5 separate regions of the Homo sapiens genome follow, and all the other regions are linked to region 1. A link is a contact called in ENCODE Hi-C or POLR2A ChIA-PET data. All regions are on one chromosome and are shown on one strand. Each heading gives the region's core, a stretch centred on a gene start or an enhancer-like site at or near the end of the contact. The rest is flanking DNA. Distances are from core to core; before and after follow the strand shown.

Region 1 (2,576 bases), core at 53-2,552:
TCCACAAGCAATTCCTACTGCCCTGAAAAAACTATCCTAAGTCCAATTCACATCTGGAGGCGAGGGCTGGAGAGCCCTGAAAAAGGTAAGCAGGTTTTCAAAGACGTCAACGTAAAGTCGCCACCGCCGCCGTCTCCGCCTTTAAGGATTAAAAAAAAAAATAAAAGCCGCCCCTACCTCGGGCGCAAGACCTCAGAGGGAGAGCTGCGGCAGCTGCAGTGGCCTCAGGCCTTTAGCGTCTAAAGACTGGTTGCACCCCGACTCCACCTACCGGGCAACCACGCCGCCAGCCCCGCCTCCGCCTCCACCAATAGCGGCCCGGCGGCCCGGGCACGATGACCAATCGAACGCCGGAGGAGGCGTGGCGTCGCTGGGGGACCACGCGCCGTCCCAACAGGCTGGAAGGGTGCCGCCACGACTGGCCCCTCCAGGTAGGCCGCCGCCCGCGGGCGCACAGCGCTACCCGGCCAGCTCGCTGCGGCATCAACGGCTTCTCAGCGTCAGCGCTATTATCAGGCCTTGTGACCGTCCCAAATCTGCCCGGGTGCCCTTCCACCTGGCAGCCTACTCGCACCTTGTGGGGGCCGCGCGGGCACACTCCCCGGCACGCGTCCAGTCCAGGCCCCGGCAATTCCGCCCTTTACCGGGACATCGGCCCTACAGCGCCTGCCCCCAGGGCTGGCCTGCAGCTCCTGGCCTCTCCTCACTCCCTGCCCCCTTCTCAATTCCCTTAGTCAGACTCCTCTCCCGCCGCATCCTAAATCCTGAGCGCACCCTGGGGCGCGGAAAAGGGTAGCCGAGCCTTAGCAACGCCCCGAATTCTCCGGCCCGAGCCCGCGGTTCGGACCCCTGCCCTTCCTTCCCCGCAGTGCCCTCACCATAAGCGTTTCCACCGTGTCTCCGACATCTTGGGGTTGCAGCAGCGACGGACGTGAGTTCTGAATCATTGGAGATGAGGCCCGCGAGTCCTCTGGGCCCAGGGTGCCGTCGACGGGCGCTTGGGCCCAGCCCTGGAGGCCTTGAAGAAGGCTAGGGGGTGGCGCTAGCCAGGCGACGCGCTTTAAGCCGCGGGCTCTCTGACGTCTGCGCCTATAAGCACGCAGCCGCCGGGGTTCGGATCCTGCTAGTCCAGGGGCTGCGGGCGCGGAACAATCTTGCTGCGGGAATTACGCGCCGCTCTTCACCCGCGCCGCAGACTCCGCGGCTCTGCTCTCCTGCCCATCCTGCCCTGCTGCAGGCTTCAGCACCGTAGGAGATGAGGTTCTGTGTATCCCGGGGTGGAGGAAGCGCCGGAGGAACTCTGTAGAAGGGGAGATTTCGCTTCCGGGTGGGACGCTTGTCACGTGAGGGTGTTCTGAGTGCCACCTGGTGAAAACGCCCAGAACTGAAGGATCCGCGCTTCCTTGCACCCAGAACTTAATGGAGCGTCTGCAGGGAACTTTGCTTTTGCGTGGAACGTCTGAACGTATTTACAATCCAGACCTGGTCTGCCCAGTAAGGCAGCCACTAGCCAACGTGGGCTATTGATTTATTAATTGATACATTAATTTTAATTATATTAAAACAAGCAGTGTGGAATGCTTTCTCCTTAAACAGGCGTTTTTTTGTTTTGTTGTTTTTTTTTCAGGACCATATTTCCCTTTAAATGCTGAAAATTTAGTGTGGAATTGATATGTACTGTATGCATAAACCACACGCTGGATGTCTAAGACTGGTGAGGTAAAATCTCAATAATTTTTATATGTTGAAATGATATTTTGGATATATTGGGTTAGGTGAAATATTAAAATTAACTTCAGGCCGGGGGCAGTGGCCCAGGCCTGTAATCTCAGCACTTTGTGAGGCCTAGTCTGGAGGATTGCTTGAGGGAGCCAAGGAGTTGGAGACCAGCGTGGACGACAAAGCAAGACCCCGTCTCTAAAACAAATAATAATAACTTCATGTGTTTCTTTTTAAATGTGGCTAGTAAAACATTTAAACTTTAACATGTGGCTCCCATTACATTTCTGTAGGACAGCGCTGGTCTAGTTGGTCAAAATTCTGGTTTATTGCTCACCTGGAATCTGTCAATGGCTTTTTTGGTCTCCCAACTTCCCCTTATGCCTGTCTGGCTGATCCATGGAAAAGCATTACTGCTGGGATCCTGACACTCCTGTTGAAAATGCAGTGGCCCTGGTAATAAAGTCCAAGCTTTTCATAGCAACCTTCGCTACTTTCCACCTTCATTCATCACCCAAGAACTAGATCAGAAAGGAAAGTGACTTAGGGAGCAAGATAATATTTTTTCAGGCTTCATTCCTGTGCTTCTGAGGTACATAGAACAGGAAGGAAAGTGGTCCCAGAGGAGGTTATTCCCAGAAAGGATTAAGGAAAGTATAAACATTAAAAAAAAAAAAAAAATTACAGGCCGGGTGCGGTGGCTCACGCCTGTAATCCCAGCACTTTGGGAGGCCGAGGCGAGCCGATCACGAGGTCAGGAGATCGAGACCATCCTGGCTAACATGGTGAAATCCCGTCTCTGCTAAAAATATAGCCGGGTGTGGTGGCAGGCGCCTGTAGTCCCAGCTACTCGGGAG
Region 2 (2,576 bases), core at 40-2,539, 1.4 Mb after region 1:
GCAGCCAAAAAGTTGGGACTCGGCTGGTGTCACTGGGAGAGGCAGCATCGCCCCCAGGGGTCCGGGAGCCCGTCTGATATCCAGCCCCAGCCCGTAGAGCCAAGCCCTCAGCTGCCAGGGCTGAGGTCGCACTCGCATGGCACCTGTGTTCATTCTCTTTCACCTGGACTCCAGGGAGGAATGGGTGCTCAAAGATTGGGGGCCTCCTCCCTCCCCACAGTGCCACCTCCAGCCTCCCAAGCCCTCCTGCCCTCTTTCCTCAGGGGAACCCCCCACAGTGCCCCCTCCAGCCTCCCAAACCCTCCTGCCCTCTTTCCTCTGGGGAACTCCCTTTCACCACCTTCCCAAGTGGGAACCCTCCTATCCCTGGTCCTCTCCCTTCTCCTAGAAGCCCTCCTTCTCTTCCCTGGGGGTGCACTTCCTCCACTCAGGGCCCCTTTCTCTTCCGGATGCCCAATTCCTTCCCTGGTTTCCCTTTCTCTCCCCATGCCCCACGCCTCCGCTTTTCCAGGGTTTCCCTCTGTCCCCACTGGGTGCCCCTGCCTCCCCCTGGTTCTTCTTTCTCCCCTCTGATTTCCCCTCTCCCCTGGGATCCTTCCCTTTTTCTCCCATTTTTCCTCCCCAGGCACCTCCTCCTTTCCTGGTTCCCTGTCTTCCCCTACACCCCTCCCTCTCTCCCTCCCCACCCTCCTCCCCAGGTCTTTCCTTCTCTTCCCCAGGCTCCCCTCTCTTTCCCGGGGCACTCCCTACCCGCTTCACACACCCCCTCTTCTCTCCCCCTGCCCCTCGTGTCCCTGGGTGCCTCCTCTCTCCTCGCTTTCTCCCTCCTCCAGTGCCTCTTTCTCTCCCTACAGGAGCCCTTCCTTCTTTTGTGGGTACCTTTGAAGGGAGCCCGAGATTACCTTGCTCAGTTTCCATGGAGCAGGGAGTGGTGCCGCCCTCTAGAGTGAGGGGAAAGGAGGATGGGGCCAGGGTTGGGGGCAGGCACACTGAATTTGTGGGCCACGGACTTCCCTGCCCATCTACAAAATCTGCCACTTTCTTCCCCTTGGGCTGCCGGCCACAGCTGCCCTGCCCCATCAGTGTTTTCACCTGCTGGGCTGCTGCCGCCTCCCAATTCTGCCGCGGAGGCTCTGTGGCCCTGAGCCCTGGGACCCTATGCTCTATGCCCTTGACTTGAATAGCCCACTCTGCCCCACTGGTTCCCTGGAAACCCCCGCCCCCCAACTCTCTGCCCAGGCCTACCTGCTGGAAACTGCTCCCGCGCCTTCGCCCTGCCTGTGGGCAGTGCTAGGCCTGGCACGGGGCCAGTCTCTGCCTCCCTACTCCTGGTCCCCACCACTGTAACTCAATCCTAGCTCCTGCCCTGCAGGACACACCCCACCACACAGTGCTCAGCGGGCTAGGCATTCACTTAGTCAGCCAGTCAACAAATATCGAGCAAGCCGTCGGGACCAGCGCCCTCCCCAGGGCTATGGTTAAGTCTCCCAGGTCTCACTGCCTGGGTACCAGTGGCCAGAGAGAGCAGGGGATGGAGGCCTGGACTGGGCTAAGAGGTGGGGTGTGGAAGATACTGGGATTTCCTTCTCTGGAGTACTAGATGGGCCCCTGATCCCTCACCCGGAGTGGTGGGCTCCGCCTGGACCAAGAGGGCCAGGCCACTCCAGCAAACTTTAGGAGGAAGTAGGACCAAGGCTGGGGGCTGTGGGGTCAGGCTCTGTGAGACCCAGCTCACTTCAGGAGGGGAAGGTGGTCAGGGCTCCCTCTAGATATTTCTGCTGTCCCTACCCAAATGTGAGCTCACTGCCTGGCACAGCCCTCCTCAGGGAACCCTGATACCCATCATGGGAGAGGCCAGTCCAGCTCTTGCAGCGAAGACACCTCTCCCTCACCTCAGCTGCCACTCCACTGCCACTCTCTCTCTCTCACTGTGGGGTGGAGGGGCTGCAAACAGAGCCTTCCAGAAACTCCAGGGGCACAACCTCCTCTTGGCGGCTTAGGGCCTCAGTCCCAGCCAAGGCCCAGCCAGCGTGGGCCATCCCATCAAAGCCACGCTGCTAAAGCCTGCCCACTGCCCAAGACCCTCTCCCTGTGTTCAGTCTTCACCCCACAAAGGTCTCTGTTACAGGGGTCTGGGGACTTGGGGACTCGGGGGCAGTCTGTGTCCAGCAAGACCTACAGCTAGTGTGTGACTGTGTTTAACAGACACAATGCAGGGTCCCTGTGTGTGAAGGGATGCCTGTGTCACAGGCATTTGGCTCGTCCCCATGTGTGCCATTGCCTGTCCGACCTCATGTGTGTGCCTGTATCCTGGCATGTCTGTCTGATCCCCACTTGGGACAGGGACCCTGTCTGTGACAGTGGCAGTGTGTCCACTGTACCTGTGCATACCCGTTTCCCTGTCCCTTTTTGTCTCTGTGCCCAGGAAGACTCTGTGTCCTCACTTCTTCCCACCGACTCTTCCCCCATCTCCCCTCAGCCCACCCGCTCTGTTTGTTCTTGAATTCCCTGGCAATGGCTCTTTCCTAAGTCACCAATGCCCGCTGTCAACCAAGCGGCAGTCAGTTCAGTCACCA
Region 3 (2,576 bases), core at 26-2,525, 1.3 Mb after region 1:
AGGTATTCATTTTGTTAATGTCTATCTACCTCAGTTAGGTTGAAAGCTACAGAGGACAGGTTGCGTGTGTGAGTGTGGGTGTGCCCGAACACTGGCGTTTTTATTCACTGCTGAATCCCCACTGCCTAGAACAGAGTATGACACCCAGCAGACATTCAACAAATGTGTTAAGTGAAGGAATGACTGAAGCTAACGACGTGGGATGCATGTCACTTAAGGGGCAGGTAGAGGACAGAACAGAAAGGAGAAGAAGAAGATCTGAGAGGCAGGAAGCACACCGGGGTAAAGGATCGGGTATGGGAGGAGTGCCCACAAGTTTAAGGGAGTCTTCAGTAGTGTGGCCAGCAGAGGCCGACTCAGCACAGAGGCCGCGAGTCAGCTGGTTTTCTCCTTGTACAGATGAGGAAGCAGAGTTGCTGTTCTAGAGGCTAGACACGCTTCCTAAAATCTGCGCATGAATGGCCCAGTCAAGATTGTGGTTTGTGATACAAAGGCACCCCAAAGCCGGGTGACTTTTGGCTTTATCCTCTCCATGGAACAACTATTCAGCGGTCTGCCGCAGTCGTTCATTGATATATGCAATATATAACGTATGTGTCTAGAGAAATATAGACAGGTGCTACAGATATATGCCGCACGTTGTGTGGTATGTGTGGTATTTGCGCATGTGTGTGTATGGATAGAGCGTCCTTCCACTAGAATGTCGGGCCCACTTCGGCATGATGGGCTGTTTCTCAACTGCAGCCCCAGATCCTGGAACAGCGCCTGGCACCTGGCAGGTGCTGACGCGTGCCGAGCGCTGAGACCCCGGCACCGTCCGCAGACGCGACGCCACCGCCACGTTACCTGCTGCAGCTGGTCCACGAACTCCTCGTGGCGCTCATTCTCGCTGCCGCGGGCCTTGATCAAGCTTGCGCTCACTTCGTCGCCGATGACCTCGGCTGAGTACAAGTTGCGGAAGACGCCGGTGAGCAAGTGCGAGATATCTTGGGTGCGCAGCGAGGAGGGGCGCAGACGAAGCAGCTGAGGCTCGGGACGCTGCGCCAGCGCAAGCTGCGTGAGGCGGCGGGGCCGGGCTGCGAAGCTGTAGTGGAAGGCCTCAGAGTAGGCGAGGGAGGAATACAAGGAGGACTTCCAGGTGGGCTGGCTGGGGCTGCTGGACCCGGCTGGTGGCGAAGTTGGCGCCCACATTGTCCCCTGGCACTCGTTGGTCCGGGACGCTAAAGACCTCCGCGTTTTGGAGCTCCTGGTCTCCATGGCAACCGAGACGCCGCTAACTCCCTGCGGCACTTCGGCTTCCGGCCTCACCCCTTCCGCCTTGCCTTTCTCTCGGATCCCGTCATCGCTGTGGTCATTGTAAACATTTGTGTCTTCAGCATTGTCCTTTTAAAAGTGAGCTTACTAAGTGTGAGGACCCATGAAGAAAGGTTTAATTGACACAGCCAGGCCTATCTGCAAAACCTTGTACCTAACTACCTACCTTCATCCATTCTTTAATTTGTTAAGCAACTGTTCATTCACTCATCATATTTATTGTGTAAAGATTGTGTTTCAGGTCTGTGCTGATTGCTGAAGATACCAAAGAAGTATGATGCTGCTTCTGCCTTCAGGAAGTGCACAGTCGTGTATGTGTGTGTTTGTGATGATGGCGGTGGGTGTGGAGGTAAAAGTAAAACAACTGTACTTTAGTGGGTTAAGGCCAAGGTGGAGATAAATATTGGTTGTCATGGAACTACAAAGGAGGACAGGAACTTAGTCTGTAGAAGGAGCGATTACTTCTTGGAACAAATGAAAACCAAGCAGAGATTTCAAAGAAGGAGTAGACTGAACATCATTAGTCATCAAAGAAGTGGAAATTAAAACCACAATGCAGTACTACAGTTAGTAGAATGACAAAAAACAAAAAAGTACCTAAATAAGAGCGTGTGTGTGGTGGCTCACACCTGTAATCCCAACACTTTGGGAGGCTGAGGCACGAGGATCACTTGAAGCCAGGAGTTTGAGACCAGCCTGGGCAACATAGGGAGACCCCATCTTTACAAAATATTTAAAAATGTGGGAAGGACGGAATGAAATTCAGGAGGAGTGGAACTTAAAGAGTGTGAGGGTGGAGGAATGACACTGATAGGTTAGGGCCAGATCATAAGTGGGTTGGTAGGCCACAATAGGGAATTTGGACTTTATTTTGAGGGCAGTAGGAGGTTCATCAAGGGTCTTAAGCTGGGGCATGTCATGGTCAGCTCTGTTTTACTAAGATCATTCTGATTGCTATGAGAATAGACAGGAGAGGCAAGAGGCATCAGGAAGTTCAGTTAGGAAACTAGCACAGAAGTTAGGAAAGAGATGAAGGGAGATTGGATGAGAGAGAGGGAACTGGATTGGAGATAGATCCAAAAAGTAGAATTGATAAGACTTGCTGGTGGATAATGGGAGGTAAGAAACAGGCACCAAGAATGACTCCCAGGTATCCTGTGTGTGCAATCAGGGGGGTGATGACAGCATCACTGAGATGGAAAAGAGGACTGCATTTGTCCAGGGCAGCAGCATAACATCACATTGACTGTTGTCATTTGCAC
Region 4 (2,576 bases), core at 51-2,550, 1.2 Mb after region 1:
TGGTGCTAGTAGGTTGGCGGCGGAGTGAGGACGACCCTCCTTCGGGGGTTGTAGGAAACGGGCCTTGCTTTTTGGGATCTGGTGGAGCCACAGTTCTTCCACGGAGGAATCTGAGGGGTTCATACGGTCCTGCCCTCGAGGATGGCGAGGAGGGGACAAGTGGGAAGGCACCAGCTCTGCCCTCCACTGTCTCTGGGGAACACGCAATCCTGCCAGTAGGGGTATGGGAAGACCCCTGCTGTGCTCCCCGAGGTGGGAGTGGGAAACGGACAGCTGCCTTCTGGAGCCTGAGGCATGCCGTGGCCCTGCCCTCGAAATGGTTGGGGACGTCATGACACTAGGTTGGGGAGCACAAGGCACCCTGTCCTTTGGTGTCTGTGGAAAGCCCAGCACTACTCTCCAGGGTCTCAGGTGAAGACATGGCCCTGCTATTGGGAGTCAAGGGGGCACGTGGCCTTGCCCTTTAGGTTTAGGGACACAGTCCTGACCTGGGGAGCCCTGGTTCATTCATTTACTCATTCGACAAGTACTTATTGATCATCTACTAAGTGTCAAGGGTGTCGCAGGCTCCCCGGATACATGGTACCTCTCTGCCTTGGTGGAGACCCCAGCCTAGCACGGGAAATGGGCACTAATAAAATCATTCCAATTGGGTGTAAAACTGGTAAAAGTGTGAAATGTTCATTCTCCAGTTAGAGAGCTTGTCACACCCCGCATGTCTGTAAAATCTGTTCTCCCGGCCAGCCCGGAAGCCCAAATTCCCTGTCTTCTCGAAAGAATGGGAAAGCCCAACCACGTCGGAGCAGGACTCGGGCGTCTCGGAAGTATTTAGGTCCCCCAGCTCGGGTACTGGGACCGGAGGGATAGCAGAGCCTCCTAGGAAGTGGGTAGAGGAATTAGAGCCTCGGCTTCCATCTCCAGCCCCCAAGCAGTAAGCGGTCCTGGCTGCCCAGCCTTCCGTTTGGCTGCGGGCAGGAGACAGGGATTTGGGGGTCAGGTCTCGGGTTTGGCTACAAAAGGTGGAAAGACTTCCGGTCTGCATTTCTGGGCGGGGATTCGTAAAGATACACCTTCTGGTTGGCTGCGGTAGGCCAAGGTAGGCGGGGCATTGAGTGGAAAGCTCGGCTGGGCGGTGCCTGTGGGCCCTCCTATAGAGGGCTTGGTAGGCGGTGGCGGGGAGGGGCGGGTTCCCAGGCCGACTCTCCTTGTGGTTGGCTGAGGCTGGAGGTGGACGGGACTTTTGGAGGGTCGCTCGCGTCTGTTCGCAGAGCTGTGGGCGGAGTTGAGGCCTTGGAGGCTGAGATGTGGTTCTGCGCGTGTGCGGACGGCTGTCTGTTAACTCCGCGGTCAGTTCCCGGACTGGTGGCTGGTCTGCAGGGTTGACCTGCGCAATGCAGAGGCTGCAGGTAGTGCTGGGCCACCTGAGGGGTCCGGCCGATTCCGGCTGGATGCCGCAGGCCGCGCCTTGCCTGAGCGGTGCCCCGCAGGCCTCGGCCGCGGACGTGGTGGTGGTGCACGGGCGGCGCACGGCCATCTGCCGGGCGGGCCGCGGCGGCTTCAAGGTGAGGCCCGAGGGTCTGGGCGCCGAGTGTGGGAAGACGCCGGCGCGGGCTGGGGTCCGGTTCGTATGTTTGGTTATCCTGGACGCCGGAGGCAGCTCCGCACCCAGCTGTGGTCGCTTTGTCTCCCTGGGGTGGGCATGGGGGAGTGGGGGTCACTGCGGCTGCTCTTTCTGCTGCAGGACACCACCCCCGACGAGCTTCTCTCGGCAGTCATGACCGCGGTTCTCAAGGACGTGAATCTGAGGCCGGAACAGCTGGGGGACATCTGTGTCGGTGAGCGAACCACTCAGGCCCTGCGCTGGGCCTTCCCCGTTCTTCCGTTCGTCCAGAGCTCTCCTCACCTCCCCGCCCCGAATTTTCACTGGGGGAACCTCCATGGCCTTGACCTTTGAAGGGGTCCTGCCCCTTCACACCTGTGGGTATTTCTCGTCAGATGGGAGGAGAGACTGAGAAAAGAAATAAGACGCAGAGACAAAGTGTAGAGTGGGCCCAGGTGACCGGCATCGGTCTCCGAGTTCCCTCAGTATTTATTGATTACTATTTTCACTATCTCGGCAAGGGGAGTGCGGCAGTGTGGGGGAAAGGAAGAGAGATCAGACTGTTACTGTGTCTGTGTAGAAAAGGAAGACAGAAGAAACTCCATTTTGATCTGTACTAAGAAAAATTTTTCTGCCTTGAGATGCTGTTAATCTGTAGCCTTAGCCCCAACCCTGTGCTCACAGAAACATGTGCTGTATTGAATCAAGGTTTGAGGGATTTAGGGCTGTGCAGGATGTGGCTTGTTAACCATTTGTTTGCAGGCAGTATGCTTGGTAAAAGTCATCGCCATTCTCCATTCTCGATTAACCAGGTACACAGTGCACTGCGAAAGGCCGCAGGGACCTCTGCCCAAGAAAGCCTGGGTATTGTCCAGGTTTCCCCCCACTGAGATTGTCTGAGATATGGCCTAGTGGGAAGGGAAAGACCTTACAGTCCCCCAGCCCGACACCCGTAAAGGGTCTGTGCTGAGGAGTA
Region 5 (2,576 bases), core at 52-2,551, 1.1 Mb before region 1:
AGAACACAAACATCAAGAACTTCAGTGCAAAATCTAACAGCAATTAAAATGGTCAGATGGTTCTGTAACATTACTTATCCGTTCAGGGCCATCAAACCCACACTACTATTTTAATAAATTGCTCAGAAAAGACAAGGATTGTCCTATCTGGGTTATATATATGTATGTCTTTTGCTCAACACAAACATTTCTCCACATCATTAAATGCTCCTTCTTAAACTATATAGTACCCCATAGAAACCAACCACATGTAATTTACAGGCAACTTTAGGACTCTGATCCCTGCTGATTTATAGTCAGTGGTCAACTCCTTAGTTTGCTTGTTTCAAATACACAGCAGTAAATACAAAAGTGCTTTCTACGTGCTGGATCTGTTCTAAACTCACTTTACGTATAGTAACTCATTTAAAACTAACCAACGTTTCAGCCTATAACTGGCTCTAGCTTAAGTGGCTAATACTGAAATTCAATACTAATAGCTAACTTCAGGCTGTGCTTAAAACCCGTACCATTACCTGTTTCCTCAATGGTAAAATAAAGCGACTACCCATAGCATCCTCATCTTACACAGCCATCGAGACAATTCATTATTGCCATCTGCAGGGCACATGTCCACTGCCATGTTTAGTAAAAAGTTGTGACACTTACCCTGTTCTGATCAATAACATCTACAATCGCGACCAATTTTCCGGCATGAGGTCCAAAGGAGACATAGGCCACCCGGCCAACCTCCACGAAGCGCCTGAACACCTAAAATTGGAGGAGAAAGGACAGTGAAACTTACTTAGAAATACTCGCTACATATGTCACCTTCTGCAGCTAAAGACAACATGGTTAAATTCAGCGAAAAAGAATGCTGCAGGGAACAAACGCCCGAGAGCCAGGCGCCAACCTGGATGGACGAAATCAGCAAACGCCTCAGTAGCTTAAGCCCGGTTCCCAACGCCCGCCAGCTCCCAGGTCCGCAAGGCCCACACGGCAGGACAAGGCTCTCGGACCACGAGCCGCATCAGCCATCCAGCTCCAGCGGCGGAGGCGCGCACGCGTGGCCCAAGGCGCGCCAGGCCTGCCGGGCCCTCCACGCGCTCGCCAGCGGCGAGTCCGGGAAGGGCGCGAGTCCGGGAAGGGCCCGATTCCGCTGCACAGCCGGCCCGGGGACCCTCACCATGCGCTTCCCGGGACCCTCTGGGAGCCGTTTGGCGCCTCAGCTTCCCAGCGGAGGTGGAGGTCGAGCGGCATGGTCGACGGCCCCGGAGCCCGCAACAGTAAGACTCACCATGTTGGCGGCGTTAGGCGAGAAGGAAGAAGACCCGCCCAACCCTGCGCATGTGTAGAAGAACGCACCGCCCCTGCGGTAACGAGTCACCGACGTGAGCACCGATTGGTTGGTGCGTGCGTGCGTGCGTGCGTACGCACGCGCTCGCAAGCTCACTGGGAAAACATGGCGGAGTCGGCTGGCGTTAAGTTGCTTTTTGGCAAAGTTGGGCGGCGAGATTGTTTTTGGTGATTTGGATTAGAAAGCTGCAGGAGGGTCATCGCTTAGTAATTTAGGGTTAAGAGTACAGAAGCTATGTCTTCCGTTGGTCGCATGCCATTTGAGTTCCTTTTTATTTCCTCGAGTTTTATTTGTTGGTTATTCATGGCTAGGTCTGTTCGCTCCTCACGTTCTCTCCTAATCTCAGTAACTTTGTTAACCTTTCATTTTCAAGTAATTCACAGTTACAGAAATATTGCTAAACTAGTACAAATAATTCCCACAAACCCTTCTAGATTCCACAAATGTTAACGTTTTGCATGTGCTATATCATTTGAAAGGAAATTGCCGACATGATGTCCTTCTATCGCTACATTTTTTTTTTTTTAAAGACGGAGTCTCGGTCTGTTGCCCAGGTTGGAGTGCAGTGGCGGGGGCTTGGCTCACCGCAACCTCCGCCTCCCGGGTTCAAGTGATTCTCCAGCCTCAGCCTCCCAAGTAGCCGGGACTACAGGCGCGCGCCACCATGGCCGGCTAATTTTTTTGCATTTTTAGTAGAGACAGGGTTTCACTATGTTGGCCAGGCTGGTCTCGAACTCCTGACCTCGTGATCTGCCTCCCTCAGCTTCCTAAAGTGCTGGGATTACAGGCGTGAGCCGCCGTGCCTGGCGTTACATTCTTTTATAGAGACAGGGTCTCCCTCAGTCGCTCAGGCTGGAGTGCAGTGGCGCGATCATGGTTCCCTGCAGCCTCTAACTTCTGAGTGAAGACGATCCTCTCGTCTCGGCCTTCCAAAGTGTTGGGATTACCGGCGTGAGCCACCATGCCCAGCCTATCTATACGTTCTTAAAATGTGTATTTCCTAACAACAGAGAGATTCTCTTATGTCATCAGTACACTTATCAAAATCAGGAAATTGATATTGCAATAGTACTATTATCTAACCTTCAGTCCTTATTCAAATTTATAAGTTGTTGCTCCTATGTTCCTTGGAGCAAATGGGAAAAAAAATTGTTTTTCCAGGCTCTTGATCTAATGGAGGATTACAAATTGCAATTATTTATCAGGTCTCTAGTCTTTAACTGATAGTTTTAGATTTAAC

The links. Hi-C counts contacts between places; a loop is a spot of excess contacts on that map. ChIA-PET counts read pairs that join two places held with the same protein, here RNA polymerase II (POLR2A). Pooled maps may share reads with other maps.
Region 2: a map of B cell shows a loop between it and region 1 (6-fold over the local background). The contact joins the promoter of VILL here to the promoter of SLC25A38 in region 1. A Hi-C loop is called at or near these places in 3 of 168 maps with a recorded cell type or tissue (B cell, CD4-positive, alpha-beta T cell and naive thymus-derived CD4-positive, alpha-beta T cell), 2 of 37 single-sample maps with no recorded cell type and 9 of 50 pooled maps.
Region 3: a pooled map shows a loop between it and region 1 (8-fold over the local background). The contact joins the promoter of DLEC1 here to the promoter of SLC25A38 in region 1. A Hi-C loop is called at or near these places in 3 of 168 maps with a recorded cell type or tissue (B cell, CD8-positive, alpha-beta T cell and naive thymus-derived CD4-positive, alpha-beta T cell), 1 of 37 single-sample maps with no recorded cell type and 12 of 50 pooled maps.
Region 4: a loop to region 1 is called in a map of B cell, with 10 times the contacts of the local background. The contact joins the promoter of ACAA1 here to the promoter of SLC25A38 in region 1. A Hi-C loop is called at or near these places in 3 of 168 maps with a recorded cell type or tissue (B cell, PC-3 and naive thymus-derived CD4-positive, alpha-beta T cell), 4 of 37 single-sample maps with no recorded cell type and 14 of 50 pooled maps.
Region 5: a loop to region 1 is called in a map of CD8-positive, alpha-beta T cell, with 10 times the contacts of the local background. The contact joins the promoter of RPL14 here to the promoter of SLC25A38 in region 1. A Hi-C loop is called at or near these places in 10 of 168 maps with a recorded cell type or tissue (CD4-positive, alpha-beta T cell, CD4-positive, alpha-beta memory T cell, CD8-positive, alpha-beta T cell and 6 more), 1 of 37 single-sample maps with no recorded cell type and 19 of 50 pooled maps. POLR2A ChIA-PET finds 5 or more read pairs at or near these places in 1 of 52 experiments (activated CD4-positive, alpha-beta T cell).

What each region holds. Positions count from the first base shown.
Region 1 is chr3:39,382,096-39,384,671 of GRCh38, reverse strand. SLC25A38 (solute carrier family 25 member 38) reads right to left here and starts at 1,302. Exons shown (of 7, transcript NM_017875.4): 1 at 879-1,302. The coding sequence starts at 947. LOC105377644 (a long non-coding RNA gene) reads left to right here and starts at 347. Exons shown (of 3, transcript XR_007096252.1): 1 at 347-431; 2 at 1,628-1,719. RefSeq lists enhancers at 94-163, 634-683, 694-793, 814-993 and a silencer at 254-403.
Region 2 is chr3:37,989,499-37,992,074 of GRCh38, reverse strand. It overlaps VILL (villin like), which reads right to left and starts at 1,289. Exons shown (of 20, transcript NM_015873.4): 1 at 1,246-1,289.
Region 3 is chr3:38,037,907-38,040,482 of GRCh38, reverse strand. DLEC1 (DLEC1 cilia and flagella associated protein) reads right to left here and starts at 1,275. Exons shown (of 37, transcript NM_007335.4): 1 at 847-1,275. The coding sequence starts at 1,257. RefSeq lists enhancers at 481-710, 1,001-1,210.
Region 4 is chr3:38,135,851-38,138,426 of GRCh38, reverse strand. ACAA1 (acetyl-CoA acyltransferase 1) reads left to right here and starts at 1,300. Exons shown (of 12, transcript NM_001607.4): 1 at 1,300-1,562; 2 at 1,742-1,835. The coding sequence starts at 1,392. RefSeq lists enhancers at 1-82, 1-185.
Region 5 is chr3:40,456,064-40,458,639 of GRCh38, reverse strand. It overlaps RPL14 (ribosomal protein L14), which reads right to left and starts at 1,301. Exons shown (of 6, transcript NM_001034996.3): 1 at 1,166-1,301; 2 at 649-750. The coding sequence starts at 1,168. RefSeq lists a silencer at 1,016-1,065 and an enhancer at 1,208-1,502.